Regions from separate parts of the Homo sapiens genome. Here region 2 is linked to region 1. The links are chromatin contacts, found by Hi-C in ENCODE. All regions are on one chromosome and are shown on one strand. Each heading gives the region's core, a stretch centred on a gene start or an enhancer-like site at or near the end of the contact. The rest is flanking DNA. Distances are from core to core; before and after follow the strand shown.

What was found. A loop is a pair of places that touch in the nucleus more often than their neighbours do. Pooled maps may share reads with other maps.
Region 2: a pooled map shows a loop between it and region 1 (15-fold over the local background). The contact joins two enhancer-like sites. A Hi-C loop is called at or near these places in 3 of 37 single-sample maps with no recorded cell type and 3 of 50 pooled maps.

Annotation. Positions count from the first base shown.
Region 1 is chr18:50,311,314-50,318,020 of GRCh38, forward strand. No RefSeq gene overlaps it. Among named protein-coding and RNA genes, the nearest start is that of CXXC1, 27 kb to the left of the region's middle. Within about 2 kb of position 4,263, at least 3 of the 41 ENCODE cell types and tissues checked have a DNase peak (open chromatin) inside an H3K27ac peak, as active enhancers do.
Region 2 is chr18:57,835,265-57,841,971 of GRCh38, forward strand. It overlaps the pseudogene RSL24D1P11. Among named protein-coding and RNA genes, the nearest start is that of ATP8B1, 35 kb to the left of the region's middle. Within about 2 kb of position 2,752, at least 3 of the 41 ENCODE cell types and tissues checked have a DNase peak (open chromatin) inside an H3K27ac peak, as active enhancers do.

The DNA.
Region 1 (6,707 bases), core at 3,013-5,512:
TCAGGGAAACTCAGGACGGGAGAAACTAGATGAAAAAGCTAACGGAGCAGCCATAGCATTGACTGGGCATGGTGAAGACCAGGGTTCTGAAAGCTGAGGATCACAGTGGACCTGGATCAGGACATAGATTTAAAAATGCAATTAAGCTCCAAGGTTTAGAATTCCAGGCATGGGAACAGGCAATGCAGAACAAGGAACTAAGAATCAGCTCAAGTGGGGACCACAGCGGCAGGAGAGGAGAACACAGATCTACCAAAGACCTCTAGGACAGAAACTTTCAAGGTACTTCTTGCCAGGGGTAAGACTGAAGCTAATATCTAGAATTCAATTACAAAATCGCACTTTGGTTCCTCCATGCTAACTTGAGGTTGAACACAGAACTCTAGAGCACAGACAAAATCAATATCTGCATGTGTTGCGGCTTCCTAAGGCCAGCTCCAGTTTTGATGATTTGCCAGAAGGGCACACATGACTTAGCACATAGTCATAATCATGGCTAAGATTTGCTGCAATGAAAAGATACAAGGCAAAATGAGCAAAGGTAAAAGGCACATGAGGCAAAGTCCAAAGGACCACAGGCACAAGTTTCCAAGAGTTCTCTCCCAGTGGAGTTGCACAAGACATACTTCCTCTAGCAATGAGTGTGACAATGTGTGATATGTTATCGGGGTGTCATTAGAGACTGTCCCTAAGGCTTTTACTGGGAGCTGGACATATAGGCATTCCCTGCCTACCATGTACCATGATTCCAGATACCCAGATGGAAAGCAGTTGTTCAGCATAAACCATACTGTCCACACAGTCTAGGCACAGTGAGCCACCCTTATCATTTAGGGAAAGTGTTTTATTTTATTTTACTTTTTTAGAGGCAGGGTCCTGCTCTGTCACCCAGGCTGGAGTGTAGGGGTTTGATCAGAACTCACTGCAGCGTTAAACTCCCAGGCTCAAGCAATCCTCCTGTCTCAGCCTCATAGTAGCTAGGACTACAGATGTGTGCCACCACACCTGACCAATTTATAAAATATTTTTGTAGAGACGGAGTGTTGCTATATTGCCTAGAACTTCTGAACTTCTGACGTCAAGCAATCCTCCTGCCTCAGCCTCCCAAGGTTATAGGATTACAGGCATGAACCACTGTGCCCGACCAAGGGAAAGTTTTATATCAGTGTAGGTACCTGTTTACCAGTTAAGTTCCCAGATGTCAGCCAAGGGCCAACTTTGCAAGCAGGCCTTTCTAAGAATAGCAGTCTCAGGTCTGCTTTGCTAGTTCTTTTCTACACATTGTATTATATACTGATGCATATTTTTACCAACATATAAGGGTATGACTGATGTGTATCCACTCTTAAGGCTGTTATTTCTGTAAATTGGCATTTCCAAATTCTTTTTAATATTCTCACGTTAGTATTCTCTCAGTTGCTTTATTTTATTCTTACATTTTAGTTTTTCCTCTCTCATTCTGTCTTCTTGAAACCATCCTCATAATAACATGCCAGGTTTTGGGCTGAAGGGCAGTCAAGCATTAATCAGGCTACACTTTGGCCCACTTCGCTGTAATTGCTAACTAACCGAAAGTCACGTAGGCCAGAACACAGACCATGAACTTCCTCATTGTTCCTATAGATAGCATCTTTAGCATTAGAAGTCTGAAACTTTCCATTCAAGATGATTTTCAGATTCTGAATTCTTTTTTAAAAATTGTATTATTATTATTTTTAGAGACAAGATGTTGCTCTGTCACTCAGGCTGGAGTACAGTGGCATGATCACAGTTCACTGCAGCCTCTAAACTTCTGGGCTCAAGTGATCTTTCCACCTCAGCCTCCCAAGTAGCTGGGACTATAGGTGCTTACCACCGCACCCAACTAACTTTATTTTATTTTTGTAGGAACAGAATCTTGTTCTGTTGCCCAGGCTGCTCTTGAACTCTTGGCTTCAAGAGATCCTCTTGCCTTGGCCTCCAAAAGTGCTGGGATGAATCTCTGTCATGGTGGCATGAGCCACCATGCCTGGCCCAGATCCTGAATTCTAGCAGGACAGCTCATGCCCACCAGTCTGAAGACACCAAAAGGAGAACTGACTCAATGCAAGAATGCAATTTCTTTAGTTCCATGACGTCACCCTTCATTCTTCAACCAATCAGTGATCCTTATACCTTGGCCCACTAACCATCCAAACCCCTTAAAATCCCTAGATCCTAAACTCCTTGAGGAGGTGGATTTGAGGTTTCCTCCAGTCTCCTTGTTTGGCTGCCTTGTGATTAAACCTCTTTCTCTGCTGCAATTCTTTGTGTCTTGGTGTATTTACTTACCACACATTGGACATTTTACCAAGAACTAAAAATAGAACTACCATTTGACCCAGCAGTCCCACTACTGGGCATCTACTCAAAGGAAAAGAAATCATTCTATCAAAAAGACACCTGTACTCCTATGTTTATTGCAGTACTATTCAAAATAGCAAAGTCTATTTATGTTATAATCAGATTTGTATTACAACTGTTTTATATTACAATAGCTTTATATTATAAATATAATTATGTAACCTATATATAGTACTCAGTTACAATTGTTTGTGTGTGTGTAACTATGTCTGTGTTGTAAAAATTATTCTACCAAAATGGGAATGGTAGGTAGAAAGTATATGCAGATAATTTTGTCTAACAATTTTGTCTTTCATTTTTGTCCAACAAATGCACTGTTTACCTTTTGCCACCGTACTCTCTGCCTCAGAGGGCTGACCTTTGTGGACTGTTTCATGAGTAGCCTTTGACTTTTGGCTTACAGCTGGTTTAATCACTGGGGAGGATCACCAGGAGACCTAGAGACTGGGAGGTGAATGAGGGAGGGTGGTTGCTGTCCTGGGAAGTGAATGAGGGAGGGTGCTTACTGTCCCAGATCTTTCCCTGTCGATTCTCTATGGGTTACCAAGTACCCTAGCAAATTTCACAGCTCCTCTCAGATGGCCCTCTCCCATACAGCTGTTCTCAATAGGTTTCCATAAACATTGCCTTCCAGGCTAGATGTAGTAATAGTTCCCTGGTGTTGCAAACTGTAGGGAACCTACTATTGCTTATTGCTTTCCCTAAATACTATCTGCACATTTTGCTGGAATTCTGACTGAGATATGTACTCCTTTTTCTTCAAATAGATTAACTCATGCTTTCAAGTCTTATAAATCTCTTATTACTAAATATTGGAGAAATTTCCTACCATAAAGCTCCTACATTGATTCACCTATATTGTTTAAATAAGAGGCCAATGCTCTAATTTCCAATTACCTCTGAGCCTCTCTGGCATCCAGCTCACATTATAGGTAGTCAGAATTTAAGATATCTTTCATTCATTGTTTGGGTTGGACATTTCATCTTCCCATAAGTAGAAACATTTCAACAAAAATGTGAAGTGTTGTGATATTTGCATCCTAACTTCAAATGGTTGAGAACAAAATTTTCAAAGAAAATGAGAATACAAAAATAAAAAAGTGATTAATCCATACATAGATAGAGATAAACAAATGAGGAAAATATTAGTTGGTAAATCTTGGTGTTCTATGTAGTAGCAGTATTCCATTTTTCTGCAAGTTTGAAGTCTTTCAAGTAAAATATTGAGCAGAAATATTGCTGTGAAGAAATTTTTGACTAGCCTGATTTTTCTATTGTGCATGATATTTTTTCTTTCTTGCTTTAAAGCTTGCACAAATATCTTTTTATTCTTGAAGTTCATTATGTCAATTAAATTGTGTTTCTGTGTTAAGAATCTTACGTTAAAATTTCTCAGAGCATGGCATTTTTTTTCCAGATGGTGGACAAGTGTGGTGCAGCTGTGTATTTACCTAATCTTTTTTCAAAGTCAGAATTATTAAAGATCTAGAATGAACAGAAAAGATTCAAATTAAGAGTGACTATTTGAGAGTCATTAAAAGTCTGTGAAACGAGGGGATGTCTGGGAGTGCAGCTGGGCGGCAGCATCATGACGTCACAGATGAAACACAAGCACTGGAGCCAGGGAAACTGACTCCTCCATTCAAATTCTGACTTTACCATTTGTCAGATGTGGAACCTTGGTCTGATAATGCAACATTTCTGAACCTCAGTTTCCCCATCTGTAATATGGGGTGAATCTCTGTCTTATAAGATTGATGACAGAATTAGAGACAAGGAATGTAGACACTTAGTCTGCAATAAGTAGACTTATTCAGTGGAGCTCAGTAAGTAATTGGTCATTATTTTTCGTACATTAAGGGCTAGGTTACTGAAACCTTACAAATGCTTTCAGAAATTGGCAGGAGGAAACCACACATGTGTACTCAAGCAAGGACACCACACGGAGATACTGTGTTAAGCAGTTAGGCAAGAATAGAGTCAACTAATCATAGCAAGCCTTCTCTCCTCCCCCTATATTACCTGAATGGAAGGAACACTAGAGAAACACAAATTTTTGCTGCAGCATTGCCTTTTCACACTTAGGTATATGTCATTATTCTAGAAGAACATGTACCAACAACATTTGCTTGTTCATTTAAGGCAGTTTTTGCTGCACCTTGTGAAATATCTGTTCCCACAGGTGGCTTTATTTCTTCACAAGTTTATTCGTTTCACTGTTGTAGTCTCAATATTAAAATTGTGTGGTACATTGAAATTGTCAAAAGACAGAAGTTAAGTTCCCTGCCTCATTGGTATGAGCCCATTTAATAAGTTTCCTGCAGAGTTTCTGAGATAATTGCCTTCTTTCTCTTTAGCTGGGTCTGATTATATAACAAGAATAGATCCTATAATGAGAGACTTTATGCAAACATTAGACATCATAATTCCTTTCAAGCAATTAATTACCCTCAAGATTAAGTAAATTGATGCAACACTTGATAAATGTTTCAATTAATTAATTAATTTGAAAATACTTTTATATACAAACCTGAGTACAGCCTTGTTTTTAGTGATGTGAAAGATATTTTCATGAAGGCAGAGGAAAAGAGTACTCAGAAAAAGAGTACTAGCAGGCCGGGTGTGGTGGCTCATGCCTGTAATCCCAGCACTTTGGGAGGACGAGGTGGGCAGATCACCTGAGGTCAGGAGTTCAAGACCAGCCTGGCCAACATGGTGAAACCCCATCTCTACTAAAAATAGAAAAAACTACTGAGTGTGATGGCGGGTGCCTGTAATCCCAGCTACTCAGGAGGCTGAGGCAGGAGAATCACTTGAACCTGGGAGGTGGATACTGTAGTGAGCCAAGATCGCACCACTCCACTCCAGCCGGGGCAACAGAATGAGACTCTGTCTCAAAAAAAAAAAAAAAAAAAAAGCTGTATGTATCAAAACAGTGTGGTAATGGCATCAGGCTGGACATATAGATTAATGGAATAAATTGAGAGTCCAGAAATAAACCCATACATCTACGGTCAATTGATTTTTGACAACAGTGCTAAAATCACTGGAAATCTGAAGTTTCATCTGGGAAGACAAATTGCTGGGCATGACTCCTATGGCTTAGGCCTGAATCACCTAGTTGCTTCTCCACTTATGTCTGGTCCCTGTGCTATAATGACCAGTAAAGTGTGTGCTTTAATGACACAGTAAAGTGTGTGCTGTCAATGACAAGAGTTACATATGGCCTCTCAATGTAGATTGGACTTCATCACAGCATAGTGACTTTGGAGTAGTCATAGTTTTATATGGCGGCTTAGGGCTACTGTGTGTATGTGTGAGCAAGTCAAAAGCTGTATAGCCTCTTATGAGCTAGCATTGGAAGTCACATAGCATCACTTCTACTATACTCAGTGGTCAAAGCAGTCAGAAACTCACGAACATTCAAGGTGAAGAGAAACAGACCAACCTCTTGATGGGAAGGGATTCAAAGAGTTTGAGGCCATTTTTTAAAACTACCAGAATGAAATTTTCAGCCATCACTTTGCAAGCAGAAAGAAATAGAAATTATCCACTTAAAACGTTAAGAATTCTGAGATTTCTGAAGGCAAGGAAAAGGAAAAATATCTATTGTACAAAAAGGACATATTACAGAATGAAATTGCCATGCTAAGAGTGGAACTGAACAAAATAAAAGAATCAAGATCATAAGATCTCAGAAGGGCCAGGTGAAAAAATTATGAAAATTATAAATCAAGATCAGAGAAAATATATTGAGGATATTAACATTTTAACATAAAAGAATTTTGATATTCAAAAGATAATAAAACTGGGCAAAGAAATATTAGCCAAAACAATATTCAGTATAATGGACTACTTTATGCAGTAATACCTGAGAAAGCAGCATTGAACTCAAATTAATAAATGAAAAACAAAGCAAAGAGAAATTGAATATTACGGTTGGATATGTTTTTTTGTTTGTTTGTTTTTTGTTCTTTTGTTGTTGTTTTTGAGACAGAGTCTCGCTCTGTTGTCCAGGCTGGAGTGCAGTGGTGTGATCTCGGCTCACTGCAACCTCTGCCCCTCGGGTTCAAGCGATTCTCCTGCCTCAGTCTCCCGAGTAGTTGGGATTACAGGCACCCGCCACCAAGCCGGTTGGGATATGTTATAATTTATTTGGCCCTGCCAAGTCTCATGTTGAAATTTTATCCCCAGTGTTGGAGATGGGGCCTGGTGAAAGGTACTTGGATGCTGGGGACAGATCCCTTAATGTCTTGGTGCCTTTCTTGCAGGAGTGAGTGAGTTCTCACTTTTAGTTCACATGAGAACTGGTTGTAGAGAAGAGC
Region 2 (6,707 bases), core at 1,502-4,001, 7.5 Mb after region 1:
GCTCAATCTCGGCTCTCTGCAACGTCTGCCTCCTGGGTTCAAGCTATTCTCCTGCCTCAGCCTCTCAAGTAGCTGGGATTACAGGCGCTTGCCACCAGGCCCAGCTAATTTTTTGTATTTTTAGTAGAGATAAGGTTTCACCATGTTGGCCAGGCTGGTCTCGAACTCTTGACATCAGGTGACCCACCCACCTTGGCCTCCCAAAGTGCTGGGATTACAGGTGTGAGCCACCGCGCCCGGCCTCCTCCATTTCTTTTACTTTCCTTTAGTCAATAATGGAGACAGTGAAGGCATAAAAGTGTTCATGCTAAAGACCATTTTGAAAATCCAGCCACTTCCTGTCTGTTACACTCCAGCTGCCTATGTCCTCATCGTGTAATGGGAGGGTCACTCTAGAAGAGGAATGGGCCACCGACTGTCTAATGTGACCATCCTCCTGCTGAACTTGGGGAAAATGTCACTTTTTGCTCTGAACCCAGACCTAACCTCTGGATCTTGCTCTATGCCATGCTCCAGAAAGCCACCACTATCAATGTGAGTTGCCACAAAAATTCAATTTTTTGTTTAATAGACTTAGGATCTTCAGTGAAACTTATGGCCATCCCCAGTGGTCACTTCCATCTCTAACATCTCACGACTTTATGAAAATAAAACAACCAGCTATCATCAGGGAGAGAACACAGAGTTAGGAGTTAGTGGATAAGGGTGAGGGTCATGGGTGAGTTACTTCCCTTCTCAAGCCCCCTACTCTCTCCTTCAGATCTACATGTTACTGTCTCAGGCCAGGTTCCCTGACCATCCTGTTTGCAGTGACAACTGTTGCCCCCCACCTCTAAGTACTCCCTACCCCACTTCCCGTTTTATATCTGATCATTAGCATTTGTGATGGTTAATTTTATGTTTCATCTTGACTGGGTCATGGGGTTCCCAGATACTTGGCAAAACGTCATTTCCAATTCTGTCTATGAGTGGATCACCCTCCTCAATGGGCTGTTGAGGGCTTTAAGGCAGAGGAAGGGAGAATTTGGCCTTTTTTTTTTGGAGACAGAGTCTCACTCTGTCACCCGGGCTGGAGTGCAGTGGTGCGATCTTAACTCACTGCAACCTCTGCCTCCCAGGTTCAAGCGATTCTCCCGCCTCAGCCTCCCAAATAGCTGGGATTACAGGCACATGCCACCATGCCCAGCTAATTTTTGTATTTTTAGTAGAGATGGGGTTTCACCATATTGGCCAGGCTGGTCTCAAACTCCTGAGCTCAAGTGATCCACTTGCCTCGGCCCCCTAAAGTGCTGGGATTACAGGCGTGAGCCACCTCGCCCAGCCCTGAATTTGGTCCTTCTTTTCTGCCAGATGACTTGAGCTGGAATATCACTCTCTCCTTCCCTCAGACTGCAGTTTACATCATCAGCTCCCCTGGTTCTCAGGCCTTTGGACTCAGATTGAATGATACCCCTGGCTTTCCCCAGCTGCCAGCTTGCAGATGGCAGATGGTGGGACTTCTCGGCCTCCACAATCACATAAGCCAATTCCTTATGATAACTCTCCTTCTCTTTCTCTCCTCTCCCCTCTCTATTTTGAGCTGATTATTTTGGGAAACTGCAACCACAGGAGAAGCTCTGAAAACAGAGTGGAAGTTACCTTATCATCCACATTACCCCAGGAGGACAGGATGACTCTAAGTCACTGGAGACAGTTATCCTTTATTGATGGAGAAGGCACTGACTTAAATCTCCATAACAAATCTTACTCTTATTTGCCAGTTTTTCCTGAGCATAATCAACTTTCCCTACACCCTTCTTTTTGTTTCAGCAGACATGGCATTTAAGTGTGAGTTCAAAGCCACCTCTTTGAAATTTACCAATTTCTCTGGGTATCTCCCTGTATACTACACGAGGTATACATGTTAATAATCTTCTGTTTATTTGTCTCTTTTTAATCTGTTTTTTGTTACAGTGGCCCATCCCAACTAAGAATTATGAAAGATTGAGAGAAAATTATCTATTTCCCTACATTTATAGTAATGTAAATAGCATAGCCACTCTGGAAAATATCAGTTTCTTAAAAAGCTAAACACTTGGCCAGGCACAGTGGCTCACATCTGTAATCCTAACACCTTGGGAGGCCAAGGCGGGCAGATCACCTGAGGTCAGGGGTTTGAGACCAGGCTGGCCAACATGTCAAAACCCCGTCACTACTAAAAAATACAAAAATTAGCTGGGAGTGATGGCAGGCGCCAATAATCCCAGCCATTCAGGAGGCTGAGGCAGGAGAATGGCTTGAACCTCGGAGGCGGAGGTTGCAGGGGGCAAAGATCGCGTCACTGCACTTCAGCCTGGGCGGCAGAGCAAGACTCTGTCTCAAAAAAAAAAAAAAAAAAAATAGGCCAGGCACAGTGGCTCAAGCCTGTAATCCCAGCACTTTGGGAGGCCGAGGTGGGCAGATCACGAGGTCAGGAGATCGAGACCATCCTGGCTAACACGGTGAAACCCCCTCTCTACTAAAAATACAAAAAATCAGCCGGGCGCAGTGGCAGGCGCCTATAGTCCCAGCTACTTGGGAGGCTGAGGCAGGAGAATGGCATGAACCCGGGAGGCGGAGCTTGCAGTGAGCCGAGATTGCGCCACTGCACTCCAGCCTAGGCGACAGAGCGAGACTCCGTCTCAAAAGAAAAAAAAAAATTCTGATCCCCGAATGCTCAGGGAGACTGATTTGAGTAATAATGAAACTCTGGTCTCCCACACAGACAGCTCTGCATGAATGACTCTTTCTCTGTAGAAATTCCCCTATCTTGATAAAACAGCTCTGTCTAGGCAGTGAGCAGGGTGAACCCGCTGGGCAGTTACAGCATGAGGCAGCCTTGTAGTGATGGCACAGTTGTGTATCTCGATTGTGTTGGTGGTTACAGGAAGCTACACTCGTAATAAGATTGTATAGAAGTACACACGTGTGTGCTTATAAAAACAATGAAATCTGAATCAGCTCTGTGGAGCATTTCAATGTCAATTTCCTGATTTTGATTTTGTACTGTAATTATTCAAGATGTTACCACCACTGAAGGAGGCTAGGTATAGGGTACACTGGGCCTCCCTGTACACTTTCTTTGAACCTTCTGGTGACTCTATCATTATTTCAAAATGAAAAGTCAAAAAAGAAATTGTAGTTGGGCTCTCAAGCTTAGCGTGTGGTCAGTGGGGAACCACACGGGTTCAACATGCGCATCGAGAAGTGTTATTTCTGTTCGGGGCCCATCTACCCTGGCTATGACATGTTGTTCATCCACAACGATTGCAAAGTGTTCGGATTTTGTAAATCTAAATGTCATAAACACTTTAAAAAGAAGTGCAATCCTCGCAAAGTTAGGCGGACCAAACCATTCCAGAAAGCAGCTGGTAAAGAGCTTACAGTAGATAATTCATTTGAATTTGACAAACATAGAAATGAACTTATCAAATACCAGCGAGAGCTATGGAATAAAACTATTGATGCAATGAAGAGAGTTGAAGAGATCAAACAGAAACACCAAGCTAAATTTATAATGAACAGATTGAAGAAAAATAAAGAGCTACAGAAAGTTCAGGATATCAAAGAAGTCAAGCAAAGCATCCATCTTACCCAAGCCCGTCTTGCAGGCAAAGGGAAGGAGTTGGAAGAGAAAATGGTACAGCAGTTACAACAGGATGTGGACATGAAGATGCTTCTTAAACATTTCTGTAACCATTTATTTTATGGACATTTGAAAATGCCCTTTGGAGACTTGGAACTGCTAAATTATTAGTTTATTTTTTACATAAGTTCATTTAAATGAAAAGTGATTAAAATATATCTCTCCTACACTGCCATCTACAAAACACAAGATATTACGGATGTTAGATTGCATCTCAGTATTAAATCTTCACTGATATGTGTACTTATGTAAATCACGAAAATTCTACTTATAACTGTAGAAGTGAATTGTGGACGTAAAATGGTTATGTCATCTGGATAATGGACTAGACAGCATTTGTATAATCACTAATGGCAAAAAATCATGGCTAGTGATGTATAAAATAAAATATTCTTTGCAGTAAAATATTCACTTTATTAATGTTATAGAAGGGGGGAGACAACAAGGAACTAACAATTTGTATGACGGTGTCAAATATTTTGATTTTAGTATTTCCTGTTTTGGTTTATTTGCATCTTAGAAGAGCATAATGACATTGTTTGATGAAGCCTAATTATGCTGGACTGTTTCAACTTGGTTTAACCTTTCTGATAGGTAGTTGTGGATGTTTGGGATGAGAACTGAATAATCTTTGCCTGGAGTGACACTACACTCTAGAATTTCCACTTTGGAGAATACTCAGTTCTAACTTCTGATTCCTGGTAGAAAAAACTTTATTTTTCTAGCCTAGCAATGATCTAGAAGCAGAGGAATCCTAGTGCCTTTTAAAAGTTATTATGTGGTTTTCTGTTAAAAAGCTCCTGTTTTTGGAAAGTAGAATTTATGGATACAACATCTGCTCATTATTTGCACATAAAATAAAACCATTTAAAAAGAAAAAAATTATAGTTGGACATAAAACAATGTTTAAATTTAAAATTACCTCAGGATATAGACATGCATGGAACTAATATTTTATACATAATCTTAACTTGCTTTTGTCAGTGTATCTACTTGTAAATGTGTCTCACCATTCGGTTCCCTGTGTTCTGTTGCTGAATATGGTGTTATAGCACTTCTGGTATGATAGCCGTGGACTGTTCTCTGATTTTCTCCATTTTTTGCTAATGATGTGTAACTATGACATGTGGACAGTACCCGGATTGCCTGGTTTGATCACTATGGCTACTTATGTAAGCATCTCATGGCAAATCTTGTCAGAGCACATATAGATTCTGTGAATCTGCATGGTCAGAGTAAGCTTGCTCTCTTTGGGTGGCTGGAGGGTTATGAATATTTTTCACAACTGTCACTTCCTGAACTTGACCTTTGGTATACTTTCCAGATTTGCTAATGCATCTGCTATGCTTGAGGCATGGCTTTAAAATAATATAACTTTTTCGGCCAGGTGCGGTGGCTCATGCCTCTAATCCCAGCACTTTGGGAGGCTGAGACAGGCGGATCACTTGAGGTCAGGACTTCAACACCAGCCTGGCCAACATGGCGAAACCCTGTCTCTACAAAAAATACAAAAATTAGCCTGGCATGGTGGTGCATGCCTGTAATCCCAGCTACTCGGGAGGCTGAGGCACGAGAATTACTTGAACCCGGGAGATCATGCCACTTCACTCCAGCCTGGGCAACAGAGCAAGACTGTCTCAAAAAAAAAAAAAAAAAATTGGGCCAGGTGCAGTGGCTCACGCCTATAATCTCAACAGTTTGGTGGACTGAGGCAGCTGGTTCATTTGAGCTCAGGAGTTGGAGATCAGCCTGACCAACATGGGTGAAACCCCGTCTCTACTAAAAATACAAAAATTAGCCAGGCGTGGTGGTGCATGCCTATAATCCCAACTACTTGGGAGGCTGAGGCACGAGAATCTCTTGAACCCAGGAGGCGAAGGTTGCAGTGAGCTGAGATCGCACCACTAAACTTCAGCCTGGGTGACAGAGTGAGACTCCATCTCAAAAAAAATTTATATATATATATATAAAGATTATATATATAAAATATTATGTATATAATATATATATAACTTTCTCAAAGCAAACGATACCATTTTGATCTCCTATTATGTACTAGTTGTTACATATGTTATCTTATTTAGAACTTATACTAATCTAGTGAAATATGTGTTTCTTTCCTTGTAGAACATAAACAAGAGAAATTATTTATCTGAATAAATGTTGTTCCTAAGCACCGTTATTCCAGCAATGCTGTTGTGCTTCACAGCCCTGTTAAACGTGTCTTTTAGGCTTGTTTTCTGACTCTGTAGCACATCCTTTTGACTGCACTCAGTTGTGGAAAATTTTGATCTTTTTAAGTGTAGGCATCTGTAGTCCCAGCTATTTGGGAAGCTCTGCTGGGAGGATCCCTTGAGCCCAGGAGGTAGAGGGTACAGTGAGCTATGATCGTGCCATTGCACTCCAGCCTGGGTGACAGAGCATGACCCTGTCTCAACAGCGTCTCAACAAAACAACAACAACAACGAAACCAAACCAGCCAACCAAACAAAAATAATAAAGTTTAGAATTTGTCTACCTACTTACCTACCTACCTGTATCTATCATCAAAAGTAATTCAGCACAAATTAAAATAAGGAAGTATTTTTAACTTACAGGTTATAGAATGCATTTCCAATGCCACCAAAGATGCAGAGAACCCTCTGTATTGCTGGAGAAAGTGTGAATTGCTACTACTTTTTGGAAAGCATGTTGACAATATATTATGTCCACAGCCTTTAAAAATGTTCACACCTTTTAATGAGTCATTCTACTTTTAGGCATGTATGATATATTTTGAAAACTTTGTAACAATTGACATCCACTGCAGCCACAGTCTAATGGAGGGAAACGGAAACCCAGTCCACCACCTACACAATCTATTCCAACCCCAATTTACCATAAGGTTTTACTTCTGTTATGACTTTTTGCATGCATTTTTTTTAACACGTTGGCTTTCTTGGGAGGGTAAAGTTTTTTCAAGAACTAAGTGTATTTTCAAGAACCCAGCACATAATAGATGCTCTGAATAAATTTTATTCACCAATTTTATTCACTGGCTTAC